Linked DNA regions of Homo sapiens: region 1 is linked to region 2. A link is a loop called in an ENCODE intact Hi-C map of the cell type or tissue named here. Cell type or tissue: A673. All regions are shown on one strand.

Region 1 (8,000 bases), 130 kb before region 2:
CTAAGATCACATCTCTCAGGAAAATACAAAGCTTGTTTGCCATCTAGCCCGAATTAACCTGTTCAATATCATGCACAAATGCACAGTTTAAAATACTTGCCCAGCACATTTTTAAACATCTCTATACCTATTTGCTTTATATCGTTGTATAAATGGAGTATGCATACATGTGTGTATGTGTCACATATACACACATACAGGGTAAATATATGTTTATATGCAGGTAGATATATTAGCCCTGCATTTATAGTTCTAAAGAAATGAGAATGCTTTTTTTCTTGGAAGAACCCTTTAGAAATTTATAGGTGCTTAGCATCATAAAATGGCTTTTCCCCTGACCTGCCACAAGTCTGTGGTGCAACCTCACAGCAGCAATCTCATTACTCTAACAGTGGTTACATATGGTGCTTCAAGATTTTTATTTTTAAATCACAGAAACCCAAAAACGTAGATATCAAAGACACTTTTCAAAGGCAACTTCTAAAAAGGATAAAACCTCTTCAGACAGCTGTCCCAGATTAATGAAACCTTTCTCCCTCAAGGGAAATGAGAACATCCTACAGGAAATAGCAAAAGGTGGCATGACAGTATCTCCAGAAGATGAATTTCCTTCACTTCATTTATAGCACTAACCCTTCAGTTCTGCCTTAAGATCAGATTTGCATAATCATATTTTGTATCCCTGATCATTTGGCTTATGACACTGTAATATCAGTTGAAAATTTCCAAGAATAACTATATCATTTCAGAAGAGGAACTGGAAGCAGCCACCAGAGTTGAACCTGTAAGCAAGGTGGCAGTTCTGAACATCAGCAGGAGCTACTATGCATGATTTGAGATTATTCAAAAGCCAGCATGCACCTTCACACCCTTCTCAAAGTAGGGTGTGGTACCGGCTGGCTGAGAAAATAGATTAGCAGTCAATAATACACTTTTAAAAGAATAACTATTTTTCCAAAGGGGAAAAAACATGATTTAGTCTCTTTTTTCCACCCTATCAGGGTATTGACTACTTGCATTTTTTGGTAATCATTAGTCATTTTACTGCAAAAATGAAGAGGTACAAAAATACAATGTAGGAAAGAGAGAAGAGAAAAGAAAAGGAAGATTTCAAATTCAGAAGAATACATCTGGAAGCATTTATTTAGTTGATCCATTGATGAAAGAAAAAAGTCAATTGATTTCACAAGGCAAAATTGGGGCTACTTTACTAGTGTATTTCCCAGCAGTTGACTTGATAATGATTTTTCAAAATAAAATATATTATCTGAAAAACATAACTCAGCATAATTGTAAGAATCATACATTTGCTACAAAATAGAAAAACATACTAAAATACTATTTTATTGCTAATTTGTCATCTAATGTAATGGTGAATTAAGACCTCAGAAAATAAGGCCTGAAACACAGGAAATTTAAAAATATTTGTCCCAGGTATGCCACAAACTGTGTGAAGCTTTCATATGTAATTTCTTGGCTTATTCAATTAAATTATCCAATCACTGTGAAAAGAAACACATGTAAAACATTCATTTTACATGGTTCAACACTATGCAACAGGTTCATGTGTCAAAAGAAATCACTGACTACAATAGTCCACAGTAAGACTGAGCTTTTTCAAAAAGCATTTTGAGTTTGACATAAATCTTGTTTTTTATGGGATATTTCTTCCTTTGTTAGTTACACAATATTTCCCCTCAATAACAGCACTAAGTTCAGTAACAGCATTCTATGTCACTAGAGAAAATCATGGTTGGTCCTTCATATCTGTGGGTTCAACATCCGTGGATACAATCAACTACCAATTAAAAACATTCAGGAAAAAAATTGCATCTGTACTGACCAGATACAGACTTTTTTTTCTTGTTATTATTCTCTAAACAATACAGTATAACAATTACTTACATAAGATTTACATTGTACTATGTACTATAAGTAATCTAGAGATGATTTAAAGTATACCGGGGGGATGTGAGTAGGCTATATGCAAATACTACATCATTTTATACAAGAGACTTGAGCATCTGTGGATTTTGGGATCCAAGGCCATGCTTGTTGCCAATTCCCCTCTGATACCAAGGAATGACTGCATGTATCTCCTGCAACTGCTGATTCCACACGTGAAAATGTGATTATATTACTTGACATTTATGTGTCACTTTTTGTTTTCTAAATGCTTTACAATTTCCTATGGGATTCAAATGAGCAGAAAAGAAAGCCCCCAGTACACAGGAAGGCATGAACCATGGAAACATCTCCAACTGCTAAGTTCCTACAGAGAGACACGGGTCCTTACAAAGTAATACTGGCCTGAAGAAGCAGGACCAAGGAGCATGCTATCAGCGAGGATCCAAGTTAATACCCCAGACCTCCAAGGCTGGACCACATTTACCAATGGAGAGAAAAATACATGCCCAAGATGAGAGTGAACGACAGAAGCCAACACAAGATCTCCTGACTTTCCATATGACATTTTGCATCACTGAAGATTACGCTACTCTGAAGACCTTGACTGAACAACTAACTGCTGGTAAACACCGGCATTTTTTTTTTAACTTGTAGTTTTCCTGAAATGCCTGGAAATTTTCCTTCTAAAGGTTGTGCTCAGTATTCGAGAATAAGTTAAGGCTAAGTTCATAACAATAACAAAGGCTATAGAGTGAACAGAAGTTTTTTTGGTTTGGTAAGGAAGGGAGGGGCAAGGGGCATTTGCAGTCAAAGGCCATCTATAAGTACAATTGTATTATTTACACCTAATTATTAAAATCATAATAGAGGGGCTACCGAAATGTGACAGCTAAATTAGTGCTCACTGCATGAAGCACAAGAAAATAAAAGAATCCTTTTGATAAATTCCACAGAGAGAAAAACTAACGTAATGATATTTGGCAATGAAGACGGGTAGCACCTTTAAAGATTAAGAGAAACCCATAAGGAGCTTCCAATTTCCAATCTAAATTCAAGTATTACACACACATATAATAGTTTGGGCAAGCATATGGCTGTCCGGACTACACTATGGTAATGCAGTATCTCAGCATTGTCTTTTCATTAAAAATTGTATTGGGCCACATCAGGCAGCTCCTCTATCTTTCCTTCATCATGAAGGAGAGGGTGGGAAATCGTGGTGCGTCATAGAATGAAACTTGTCAGAAGCACTGGTTCATCATCCTCACAGGCCAATCTGCTTTCTTGTAGATATGTGCTTTTCTAAGACTACAAGGAACACTGCGACTTTTCCTGAGGCTTTGGGTTACTGGAAGATGAGGAAGGATAAATGTGAAGTTGTGGACTGTTTTAAATTCCACCTGACCATTCTGCTTTCCTGAGCAACCTACCCACGCCAATTTAGTACTGGCTTTCTTCAGAGCATTAGGACAATGGGATTCTGTCTACAGCTGTGCCATGAACGGACTCTGATTCCTTAGGCAAAGAATCTCTTCTTGCTAAAATAGTTAATTTGAAGGAATAACAGGAATATATAAAATAATGTCTCAAAGTGTTTTGGTCACCTGGTAAAGAACTAGATTTCACATGAATGCAACATAATCAGTACTATCCTTAGCTATTGATGACATATCTAAATGGGACATTCTGGGCATTGTCCGGAGCATGCTGAACAGAAGCATTATATTTTCTTAGAAAAACTTAATGGTGCCCTCATTTGACCAGCTTTTCACCATGTCCAAACCTTCCAGAACATTGTGATTTAAATGATCATAGTCTGTTCAATTTCACTGCAAGAACATCATTACATGTTTTATTATAAGAACATTAAATATTTTCCTTCCGTGTTGGTTTTTCAAGCTGTTCTTGTTCTAGAGTAAAAGTTTCATGTACTCTAACAAAACCTTTTCAGTTATACAGACAGGTAACTATCTCCTATTTCCCAAATTTTCAGAATGAGTAAATTCCAGAGGCACTGATGATACCAATATACTCATATTACCTCAAGTGAAGAAAGAAAGGAACACACGAACACAGATAGTACCTGGAATAGTGATTATTTAATAGTAAGTGATGGATTAGTAAGTGAATGTGTAAGTGACATCAGCAAAATTGAGTGAAGATCCCAGTGACATCTAGATGTGATTAGAAACTCTTACCATTTCAACACTTGTAAGTTCAGGACATTCATTTATTTTATATTTATTTATTGAATCACTTGTCATTTATGTGCCACTTTCTGTTTTCTAAATGCTTTACAATATTAGAATCTAGGAAGACAGTGGTGAGGAAGACAGATTCAGTCCTTGTTCTTGTGAAGTTTACATTCCAGTAGAAGGGGCAGGACCACACCCTCCCATCGCACACACATACACACAGAACATGAACACGGACCACAAGAGAGCGGCACATTGCGACTAATGTCAGGGTCATCACAGAGAAAGAGCCGAGGGAGCCGTTACAGGTAAGGGAAGGCTGTTCTGAGAAGGTGACATTTTGGCAAAGATCTTTTAATGGAGGACAGAGGAGGCAGGAAAACAACCAGAGAATGCCTAGCAAGAAGTTGGCCTGTTGCAAAAACTGTGAGAAAATCATCCACTCTGATTGGCGAGGATGTGGCCAGCAGGGGGAATTGCAGGAAAATATGACAAGGATTTACCCAAGAAGGGACTATTTGCATATAATTGTATTAAAAAAACCAGAGCCATAAACACATGTAATATTGATAAACAATGTCTTTTATGATCACAAACAGCATTACAGTGTCTTTTTTTTCAGAAATATATTATGCAACTATTTATATCCCAAGATAACTGCAGACATTCAGACATTCACAGAAAGAAACAAAGACCGTTATTGTCTCCAGTTTATGAGCTTCAGGAAAAAAACGTGGGCGTGTGTGTGTGTGTGCGTGCAAGCACGTGTAAGAGAGAGAGCAAGAACAGTTAATTACTAAACATTAGAAGAAAGTCAAACCATGTGTGGGCTCATGTCATTCAGGCCATCACAATCATTTTATTCCACATGACAAATGGAATAAGAAATAGTGATATTTAAAAGTAAAACATGCGAAGAACTGTAATACTTTAAAGCACAGGTTAGAAAGCTTTTTCTCAAAGGGCCAGAGAGTAAATGGCTCTAAGGGCCATACTTCCTCTGTTGCCAGTACCCTACTTGGCTTTTCTAGAACAAAAGCAGCCACAGACAATACATAAGAGAACAGGTGTGGCTGTGTCTCAGTAAAGCTTTATTTACAGTAACAGGAGATGGGCCAGATTTGATCCACGAGATGAGGTCCGCTGACTCCTGCTTTAGAGGACTAGAGGACAATGCTCAATAATATCTAGAAGAATCACTCCAAAATATCAAGCCAATTTCTCAAACGTGGGCAAGAGAAAGAGCCAGGAAAGGGTGACAAGAAACTGCTGGATTGGATTAGCTAGAGGTTATCGTATTTTACTAGCCATAGGCACAAATTTAAGTGATAGCGTAAAGAAATCTATAACTGTTTCTATTGACTGTGCAAATGTTAAAAGAACATTGTCAAAGATCTTATTTTTAAAATGTTGTATGAATGCTTCTGGCATGAGGTACGCAGCTGGCACAGATGATTCCAAAGTTCCCATCCAACTCTAAAATTCTAAGTTTCCAAAATTTAAATTATAATACAATTACTAGTATCTGGCAGAATTTCAAAAGCGGTTGAAATGGTGTTTTATGACTTTTTTTTTTCCTGGCTTAACATTTTTGTAAATTCTAGAATGCTAATTCTTGAAGCTTGGCAGCTAAAACAATAATTGACTATTTCCTAGTCACTTTGCAATTGGTTTCTTTTAATTGAGGATGAATTGGTACAGCATGTAAAATCTGAAAACTAAAAATGGATGCTTTAGACAATTCATTCTTTTCACTGAAATGATTCAACCATACTAAGCCATATATCTACTTTTATATATCATTTAGTGAAGACCCTGACTAAGCACTCACATTGTATAATCACTAAGTACACATTCATTGACCATCTATTACAGGGTAAATTCATGATTGGCCTATATTAGGGCATAAAACGCTTATTAATTGAGTGAATGAACATAAACTCTAAACTATGGTGTCTATGGGTTCAAATTATAGCTCTGCCACTTTCTAGCTGTGTGACCCTAGGGGAAATTACTTAACCTTTCTGTGTCTTTCTTGGTCATTGGTAAAATGGGGAGAAAATAATACCTATATTATAAGGTATTGTGAGAATAAAAGTTGACAACCCTATTTCCACCTGCACTTTCATTCTGCCAGGTACAATAGTTGTCTAACATATAAGCATCATATCATCCTACAAAAGAAATGGTCTTCCAAGAGAGCCTGGTGTCCTGCTGATTTCTGGCAAAAGAGTTCCCACTTAAAATTCTACTCTAAAGTATCGTATTCAAAATGAAAAGAGGAAAACAACAGAAAATGAAAATCTGTTAAAGGAATCAAGTAATTTCATTTGCTGCGTGCCATACATGTTGCTGGGTATTACGAAAGCTTCAAAAGCATAATTCCTGTTATCCAGGAGCTTTAATAAAATAAAACATACTAACAGGTAAAGGTAATTAAATGTACTTGTTACACATTTATTGAGCATTTGCAAGTTACCAGCATTGGTAATGCAAGGATACTTCAGATACAATCTAGAGAGGCAAGTCACATCAACTCTGTGAGACTTACTTTCTTCATCTTTGAAATGGGGGTAGAACTGTTTCAGCAAGATTTTGTGAGAATCACTGCACAACGGGCTGCAACATGACAGGCTTGCAACACCCTAAGCGCTTTGAGTAGAGGCTGCATGAGTGTGGAGGAGAGACTCAGCCTCCCCCAGGAAGGTGACAATAGAGAAGTGCCTTGAAGGAGGTTTGGGAGACAGAGAAATCCAGTAAGAACATGCCATGAGGAGAGCACAGCACATGCTAAGTCAAGGGCTTCCAACAGGGCTCATGAGTGCCAACGATTCACTGCCCCAACACCAGAGGTACAAGGGTTGCCTCAGATTCAAGTCCATCTAATCCATTCACCATTTGCCTATCAGAACTATTTAGTAAAATAAAATCTGATCATGTGCCTGTTTCTCCAGTCCCTGCTTAAAAGCCTTGAATAAATGTTGGTCCATTGGGTGAAATTAATGGGATCTTTTACAACCCTGATCCTAATTTACCCAGCTTTATCTCCTGGAGTCTGGTCACCATCGTCTCTTTTATACATGGCCACAGGAAGTATTATGCCACAGTGGCTAAGGGCTCTGGTTTTGGAGTTAGACACACTTTTCTACTTAGTTGCTTGGGTGAGTTATTCAGACTCTCTAGAGATCAATTTGCTCATTTGCAAAGTGTAAAATGGGTTATAGGAATTAAATGAAATAGCACACTTAGCATAGTGTCTGGTACGGAAGGATTCAACAAATACTATTAAAAACATGTCAGAAACAGTATTTTGGGCTTGCTTGCAAAATGGAATTTTGGAGTGAAGTTCGTGGGTGAGGCACTAACAGTGAGGTCCTGCGTGAGGATGGTGGCTGGTCGAGAGGATGTTAGGAAGGCAGGGATTTAAAAGGACTTGGGGAAAAACAACCAAGACCTAGTGAGAGGCTGGACAAGTAGAGGAGAAAGAATAAATCGAGGATGACCCAAAGATTTTGACATTGAGATAATAGTGGTCCTAAAAAAAAAAGGAGAAGTCAGGTAGGTGAGATGGGATGATTGAATTTATAATTTCATGATGCATAATTATACAAATTTATAAAATAGATGCCATATTCAAAAGATAGAAATTTCTAGATTTAAAATTATGACATTACCATGTTAACGAAATTTCCTAGTCTGAATCCTGTTAACATTATTAATACTTTTAGCCTTCATGCCAAGAAACACCCGTGTTCTCCTGTCTCTCTTTGCATCCTCCCCAGCTAATTCCTTCTTCTCCTGCCCCCTAAAGAACAGCCTTCCCTGGATTTCAAGCCACAATCCTTCTCTTTTTCTATTAACTGCCTCCCTGGGGCGGGAGGTTGGGGGGACTTGGTT
Region 2 (8,000 bases):
CATGAAGTGATCACACGCAGCACTCACAGCCTCCAGTGACCTGGCTTCCCCCATCCTCTAGCCCTGCTCCTCTGCTCCCACTTTTACTCTATCTTCTAGCATTATGGAGCCCCTTAGATTTTCCTCATATGCTGCTGTGTCTCCATGCTATTTTGCTACTATTCTTCCCCTTGAAGTGCCCTTTTACCTCTGCTTTTCTTCTTCATGGGATAAATCATCCTCATGTTTAAGACTCAGCTCAAACTTATCTACTCTAGAAAACATTTTGTGACCCCCCTTCGTCCCTATTCCACCTCTCTGTCCCATCCAATGCCCCTCCTCTGGAATCCTGTAGCATCTTATACATATATATTTTTAGCATATAGTGAATTAAAATGATCTGTGTATGACTGTCTTCCGTAGCTGGTGAACTGCTAAGCAGAGATTCTATCTGATAGTGGCTGTGAAAAGACATCTGATGAAATGGGCTCGATGTTCCTCATGCTAAAAGGTAAATGAACTTCCTTAATCACAAATGTATATACTAAGTGCCTACTGAGTGCCAAGCAGTAAAGCTCAGTGAGCTAGACAATACCAGAAGGAAAGAAAAAGTGAACAGGAACTCATTTAAAAATGAAACAACTTTCTAATAACCATATTTGTCTAAAGATGGAAAAGAATACCTGGTAATAAAGTATGTTAACCATCATTGATAGTGCAAGGAGTACTATATAAAAATGATTTCATGATTGGGAGGCTATATTAGATCGTTAGGTACTTTCTAAGATTTCTTCCAATCCTAACATTCTATAGTCTCAACTACTTATTCCCCATTTCAAAGGTGAAGGAGATCCATTTTCATCTTTAAATGACACATCCATAGCCATGTAGTTCTACATGTAATTAAAACCAAAGCTATTCAAAGAAAGCTTTTGCTGCAGAGAAGCAGGATACAGCCAGACACAAACTGCAAAAATGTGAGCTAGTACTTAGCACTTCTTCTATCTAATTCCCTTAATTAAGAAAGTAAAAGGAATTCCCGGGCAGTCCCTGTGTAGGTGTGTGTGTGTGCACAGTGTGTGTGCATGCAGGGATGCTGTGCATATCTGTCTAAGTGGGTTATATTATCAGAAATAACTGAGGAGAAGACACTGAACCCTTACAGTGTGCCCTTGCACCGTCAGGAATCAGTGGCCACACTGCGGGACAAATAAAACAAATGAATGCATTTTGTACTACATGACACTAAATTAAATGATTGTTAGCATTTAATTACTTGCAAGGAAATAGGAATAAAACTGGTCATTGTTCAAATGACTCCTGATCCTGTGTCTAGACATGAAAAGCAATAGATTTTAAAATCCTCAGGGACACAGCAACATCCAGGTGCTACGTGGGCAACACAGCAGAGTGCCAGTGGGCACACTCTCTGTACCCAGACTCCCTGGGTTTGAACCACCCTCAGTAATCCCTAGTTATGTGTCCCTGGCAAATTTACTCAATTTCAGCATGCCTCTGTTTCCATATCTGTAAAATGGATGTAATATTACTTATGTCATAGAATTGAGAGAGGAGGATTAAATGAGATCACCCCTGTAAAGCACTAAGAACAGAGGTGTAACATGGTAAGTATTCACAATATTGCCTTCTATTATTATTATTATTATTTTATTATTTTTTTTTTGAGACGAAGTCTCACTCTGTCACTAGGCTAGAGTGCAGTGGTGTGATTTCGGCTCAGTGTAATCTCTGCCTCCCGTGTTCAAGCGATTCTCCTGCCTCAAGCCTCCGGAGTAGCTGGGACTACAGGCACGTGCCACCACGTCCAGCTAATTTTTGTATTTTTAGTAGAGATGGGGTTTCTTCATGTTGGCCAGGATGGTCTCAATCTCTTGACCTCGTGATCTGCCCATCTCGGCCTCTCAAAGTGTTGGGATTACAGGTGTGAGGCACCGTACCGGGCCTGCCTTCTATTATTATACCAGGACGCATTTTCATACTGAGTGGTTCTGCAACTATCAATACAAAGTAAAATAATATTACTGACTAGAAAACTAACAGAGTAGGTATCTTTCCGTATTGCTTTTAATTACCAAAAATGCCCATATATGAGATTTAAAAAATTCTTCCATTCATTTAAATGAATTCTTATTAAAATTTGTTTGAAGTGATATTTTAAAATAATTTTTAAGTAAATATTAAATAAAATGCATAATTTAAGAAATACAAAAAGACTTTATGAATAGTCCTAAAATCTGATCTACTACCAAATATGGCCAAAGAGGATAAAGAAAATTCTAGATGAAAAATACTTCCATTAAATGTTTAAGTTGAATAAAGGCAAGGCCTATGTCCTCCTCCTCACTTTATCTTGGTAATTGGTGCCCAGAACTTCAATATTTAAAAGAAAAATAAATGGATAAATGTGCAATTAATCAATTCTGGTTCATTTCAGCATATCCTATGGAAGGGCAGTTGCCATCAAATTCAATAGGTGCTCTTTGTACATCATCTTTGTATTTTTTTAATGTGTTTTTTCTTTTAGATAGATTTCAGTTACTTCAGAACATTAAACTACATGAATGAGAAGATATGATTTATAAACATTTTCTCTCAAAATGAATGACTCCCTACTCATTAAAAATAATTTGGTTAATATTGGCTCAACTATTATGATAACGAAAGCAAATAGTCTTTCTGAAGTCAACATTTCTTTAAGCATCACATATGAAGATATTTTCCCACAACTTCTCATAAATATAAATAAGTCATATGTGCTTTGTTAAATTACGTTCTGTAGGACCAGGGTTGGTGAGGCAAAATCAATTATAAAATGGAAAATTCATAAAGTCCATCCAGGAGCTTCCTGTATTTTTAGGAAAAGGATGTTGAGATTTCTTGGAGCCACAGAAATCCTTGTATATTGAACTAAAAATAGAGAGGGAAAGAGAAGATGTGGAAAGTGCATCCATTTGCTCTAAACATTCCAAGGCAATCATTTGCTTTTCTCATCTCCATCCTCTTCCTCTAAGCCAGCAGATGTATGTGCTAGCTTGGCTCCCACACTGAACTCACATTTTGAGATCCACATCCGGTCAGAGGAACAAAGTTCAATGTCATTGTTCTCTGGTAAGTATTGTGTAAGATTTTCTCTTAATCCTTGATGATCTGTCAGTAGCTAGATTCCTGCCCTTGCATCAATAACTACTTCATAAGACTCATTCTTCACCTTCACTGACCTTCAACTCTACACTCTACCTCTGCCTCACCCTTGGTTCCCACTCTGCACTTCCTCCCAGGCAGTCTGCCACCTGGCTTCTCTAACTCCTGCCTTGAGCCAAATCCCGACAGGACTTGTTACTTTCACTTGCTCTTTTTTCCTCCCATTTTAGCAGCCAAGGATGGGAATTACACAGCGAAATGCAGGCTAATCAGCTAAATCTAGATTAAATATGCTAGTCCTTGGGGACCTTGAGCTGAATTAATGGAAACCGAGGTTTTTAATGTTCCAGACTAATTTTGGAAGCTCACTTCCAGCAGAGGCAAACTTGAGGCTGTCCAAAGGGAGCAGATGGCAAGGCTTTCTCCAGGTGCACCAACCTTTGAAACAGCCCTCGGCAAAACCATGAGGAAGGTAGGAAGATTGGAATCTTTGAATCTTACCTTTGAATTTCCTTTTGTGCTTTTCACTTGCTTTCCAGTGCTCCCCTGCCTAGCCAAAACATACCCACCTAGAACTTCTCAGGCTCCCCTTCCTTTCTCTGTGCATCAGACAAAATTCTTTCTCTCAAATAATGACAGATTTCCGGTAAATCTTAATCATATTAATGTAATTTTTCCTTCCTTCCTTCCTTCCTTCCTTCCTTTCCTCCCTCCCTCCCATCCTCTCTTCCTCCCTTCTTTCTCTCTTTCTTTCTTTTTGACGGAGTCTCCCTCTGTCACCCAGGCTGGAGTGCAGTGGCACGATCTCGGCTCACTGCAAGCTTCACCTCCCAGGTTCACGCCATTCTCCTGCCTCAGCCTCTGGAATAGCTGGGACTGCAGGCGACCACCACCACACCTGGCTAATTTTTTTGTATTTTTAGTAGAGACCGGGTTTCACTGTGTTAGCCATGATGGTCTCAACCTCCTGACCTTGTGATCCTCCTGCCTCGGCCCCCCAAAGTGCTGGGATTACAGGTGTGAGCCACTGCACCCAGCCCCTTCCTTCCTTCCTTCCTTTCCTTTCCTTTTTCTTTGTTTCTTCTTTTTCTTTCTTTCCTTCCTTCCTTCCCTCCCCTTCCTTCCTTCCTTCCTTTCCTTTCCTTTTTCTTTGTTTCTTCTTTTGCTTTCTTTCCTTCCTTCCTTCCCTCCCTCCCCTTCCCTCCCTCCCCTTCCCTCCCTCCCTCCCTCCCTCCCTTCCTTCCTTCCTTCCTTCCTTCCTTCCTTCCTTCCCTCCTCTCTTCAGTGTCTCACTGTTGCTCAGGCTGCACTGCAATGGTGCACTCATGTCTCACTGCAGCCTTGACCTCCCCGGCTCAACTGATCTTCCTGCCTCCGCCTTCTCAGTAGCTGGGACCACAGGTGTGTGCCATCATACCTGGCTACTTTTTTTGTTTTTTGGAGAGATAGGGTTTCCCTATGCTGCCCAGGCTGGTCTTGAACTCCTTGGCTCAAGCGATCCTCCCTCCTCAGACTCCAGAAGTGCTAGGATTACAGGCATCACCCACCATGCCCAACTATTAATATAATTAACACTGAATAGTTCAGTATGAGGAACTCTCTTAAGATATTTTGCTCTTATAGTGTGTTTATTAATCTCAGTGATATAATGGAATTTGAAATTTGTAGGATACACAAAAGATCATTTTGACCATGGAGTTACTTTTCATTTAGCTGATTTTTCAAAATAAATTATATTGAATAAAACTACCCATTAGCCAACCAACCTCCATCACTTCTTCTTGCAGGCCCTTTATAAGTAGCTCTACACTCCATCCAACTATACAGCCCTCAAGCTGGGAAAGAATGTAAATTTGAGTTTGCCACAGATAAAGCATGAATAGATTCCACTAATCACTTGCTTGGATGATAAAAATACAATGCCACAGACTAGAGAGCACAGAAAATCACTATAATGGCAATTTGGGCATAAATGCTTATCCTAAGAACTGGAGAACTCCTAGTGGGCTAAATCATTTTTGAAGGCCTCGCTAGATCAACGGGGAGCACAGAGCATAGGTATCTTCAGAGCTGACTGGGGAGGACCTTTGCTTCTTTATTTGTCTGTTCACTTTTTTCTTTATTTCCCTGATTAGCAGGCAACAAGAGGAGATCAAGAAAGTAAAAATAATTATTTCAATTGCTCTTTCATACTTCCAGCAAATTTCTATCTAAAGACAGCAGACAGCACAAGTTTCTCCAGGTGCACCAGTTGCTGGAAAGTCAAAACTAAAAGCTCAATGATATTTGGGTAAATTTCAGATGATTACATACATCCATGTCTTATGACAACAATGATCAAAAATCAACTGCATTCTGGGCAAACAAGCTGTCTGTGATTTTTTTAAAATGATTTTTGAAATCAGCATATGGGCTATATGTATAATTTTTAGTAACTCATTAGATAACATTTACAAGCAAATAAAAGACTCCAAGTGTAATCTTTATATAAATTTGGCATTTTGATCAAGTCTGATATCCATACACTCATCTCAGGTGCTGAGTTTACTAATGTGCTCACCCACCCACTGATAGCTGCCTTAGTTGAACAACTCTTACCTTACTCTTTTGCAACTATTTGCCTTTTCTTTTTCTTCTGCCTGACTTTTTATTAGGTTTGTGTATTGGTTTGGGACATTTTATGACAATAGCTTATCACAAACACAATATCCTGATGAGACTGAAGACCAATATTTGTTTCTATCACTGTAATGAGTGTGTGTGTGTGTGTATCTATCTACCTATCTAATGAGCCTAATATTACAGTCAACTGCTGTCTTAATACTGTGATTAATGCTATGTCTTACCTGCCCACCTGTGCACCTAATCTTTACAACTTCTAATTTGTGGCAGAGATAAATGGACTATCAATGGGAAACTACAAAGATTACTTGCTATTGCTCCTTCCCTTGCAGAAACATTTTGTTGCCCTACAAATTACTTTGGTTAAACTCTACAGTTACATTGTCTGGTTATAAAATGCTTAATGGGAAGTTTCTCCCCACCTCCATTTGTTTTAACAAACACAAGAATTAGAAGATATGTGAGTAATCATAAAATCTCATCTTGCACCCAAAGGAAATATTCCTGTCAGATGGTATATTACTTATCTACAGCTGCATACAAAATTACTCCAAAACTTAGCAATTTAAAACAACACACATTTATTATCTCACCCAATTTGAGGTTTGGGATTGTGGGAGCAGTTTAGTTGGGTGGTTCTGGCTCAGGATCGCACATGAGGCTGCAGTGAAGCTGTCAGCTGGGGCTGCAGTCATCTGACAACTAGGCTGTGGCACAAGGATCCACTTCTACAAGCTGTTGACAAGAGGCTTCACTTCCTCACTGCGTAGGTCTCTCCACAGGGCCACTCACAACATGGCAGCCGGCTTCCCTGAGTGAGTGATCCATGGGAGTGAGAGAGATTGACCAAAATATACGATGCAGTGCCTTTTACAACCAAATCTTGGAAGGGACATACTATCACTTCTGCCATATTCTATTGGTCACATATCATTACTGAAATTCCGGACAAGATCACACAAAGGTGTGAATACCAACCAGGAGAGGGTGGTGAGCAGAGGCCATCTTGGAGGCTGGCTGTCATAGATGTTTGTTCAGTTTCTGACAGGATGGTTACTACCTCAGGTGGCAGCCTATTCCATCTCTGCACAATTAAAACTGTTAGACCAGCTCTTCTCAGACAGGCCAAAATTTAACTTCATTAGAGATGAGGGGAAAGAAACAAGTACAATTCCCTTGATGTTGATGGCTTATATATTCTTGTAGTTATTGGAATATGAACATTTCAAATTGACTGCTATTTTTGGAAATTTCAAAAAGGAATAAACAGTATTTTTTAATAATTTTATTCTACAGTGTAGTTAAATAGAAAGTATGCCGGGGAAGAAAAAAATAGTGAATAAAAGAGAAAGGGAGATTATGAATATAGACAGACTGGAGTGAATACCTATTTGATGCTGAAATAGGTATTAGGATAATATTTATCCCACAACTCTTGCCACACCGGCTGTAATTTATCTCTCCTCTCTTCTCTCCTTATAGTACCAGATTAATTTTCTATTTTCTAGTTTTAACAGCAGGGTTTGTGGGTTACAGCCATTCTAATATCTTGTAACTACAATTTCATTTATGTAATTTGCAGCAAAATATGGCAGAATTGTTAGGTTTCTATAAGAATTATTTTACATATTAAATATAGAAACTATTATTTTGGGAAGAAATAATTATTGAACTTGAAATACTCCATAAATACATATTCTTACTTCAAAGATAATAGATTTCATGTCTGCTTCTTGCTTGAAAACATATAAAAACCAATGGACTAAAATCAATGTATTTAATAACTTTTACATCGGTCCAGTACCAATTTTAAGAAATTACACAATACAGAGATCAGTAAAGAATAAGATCCACCATATAAATAATAATAATTTTGAAGAGTTCTTTTATTCAGTATTGTGTTATATATAATGTTTTTCTTGCTTAGCTATTAGCAGTTTTTTGGACATAATTTGAACAAAGCCAAAATGTAAATGTCAGATTGATGGATTATTAAAAATTGGCAAATCAGAGTAGTCCCAGTTAATATTAACTCTTATAATATCAAGAAATCCCTTTTAAAGGATTAAATAAATCCATTGCTACTTACTGAATTTCTCCCATATTGCAGTAAGATATAGTAAATGTATCCAACAAACGCCAGCCTGATCTTTCCATATATCTACTTAATTTTCATGTAATATTGACTACAATGTTGACTCCCTGAAAGTATAAATAATTTCTCTTTGGAAAACTAT

Evidence for each region. Hi-C counts contacts between places; a loop is a spot of excess contacts. Peaks named below come from ENCODE experiments on the same cell type or tissue, not always from the same donor. Only the 100,000 strongest peaks of a DNase experiment are listed, where the experiment ranks them.
Region 1: a loop joins it to region 2, with 3 times the contacts of the local background. A loop is called at or near these places in 1 of 110 quality-filtered maps.

Annotation. Positions count from the first base shown.
Region 1 is chr18:4,126,356-4,134,355 of GRCh38, forward strand. All of the region lies in intron 2 of DLGAP1 (DLG associated protein 1), which reads right to left. Among named protein-coding and RNA genes, the nearest start is that of DLGAP1-AS5, 130 kb to the right of the region's middle. RefSeq lists an enhancer at 1-105. In A673, CTCF peaks have their summits at 440 and 4,579 (motif pointing right); DNase peaks (open chromatin) are centred at 536, 4,576 and 4,836; H3K4me3 peaks cover 327 bases; H3K27ac peaks cover 309 bases.
Region 2 is chr18:4,261,289-4,269,288 of GRCh38, forward strand. All of the region lies in intron 1 of DLGAP1 (DLG associated protein 1), which reads right to left. DLGAP1-AS5 (DLGAP1 antisense RNA 5) reads left to right here and starts at 3,314. Exons shown (of 3, transcript NR_036489.1): 1 at 3,314-3,613. In A673, no CTCF peak of the experiment used is centred here; DNase peaks (open chromatin) are centred at 3,413, 3,753 and 4,343; H3K4me3 peaks cover 1,223 bases; H3K27ac peaks cover 4,062 bases.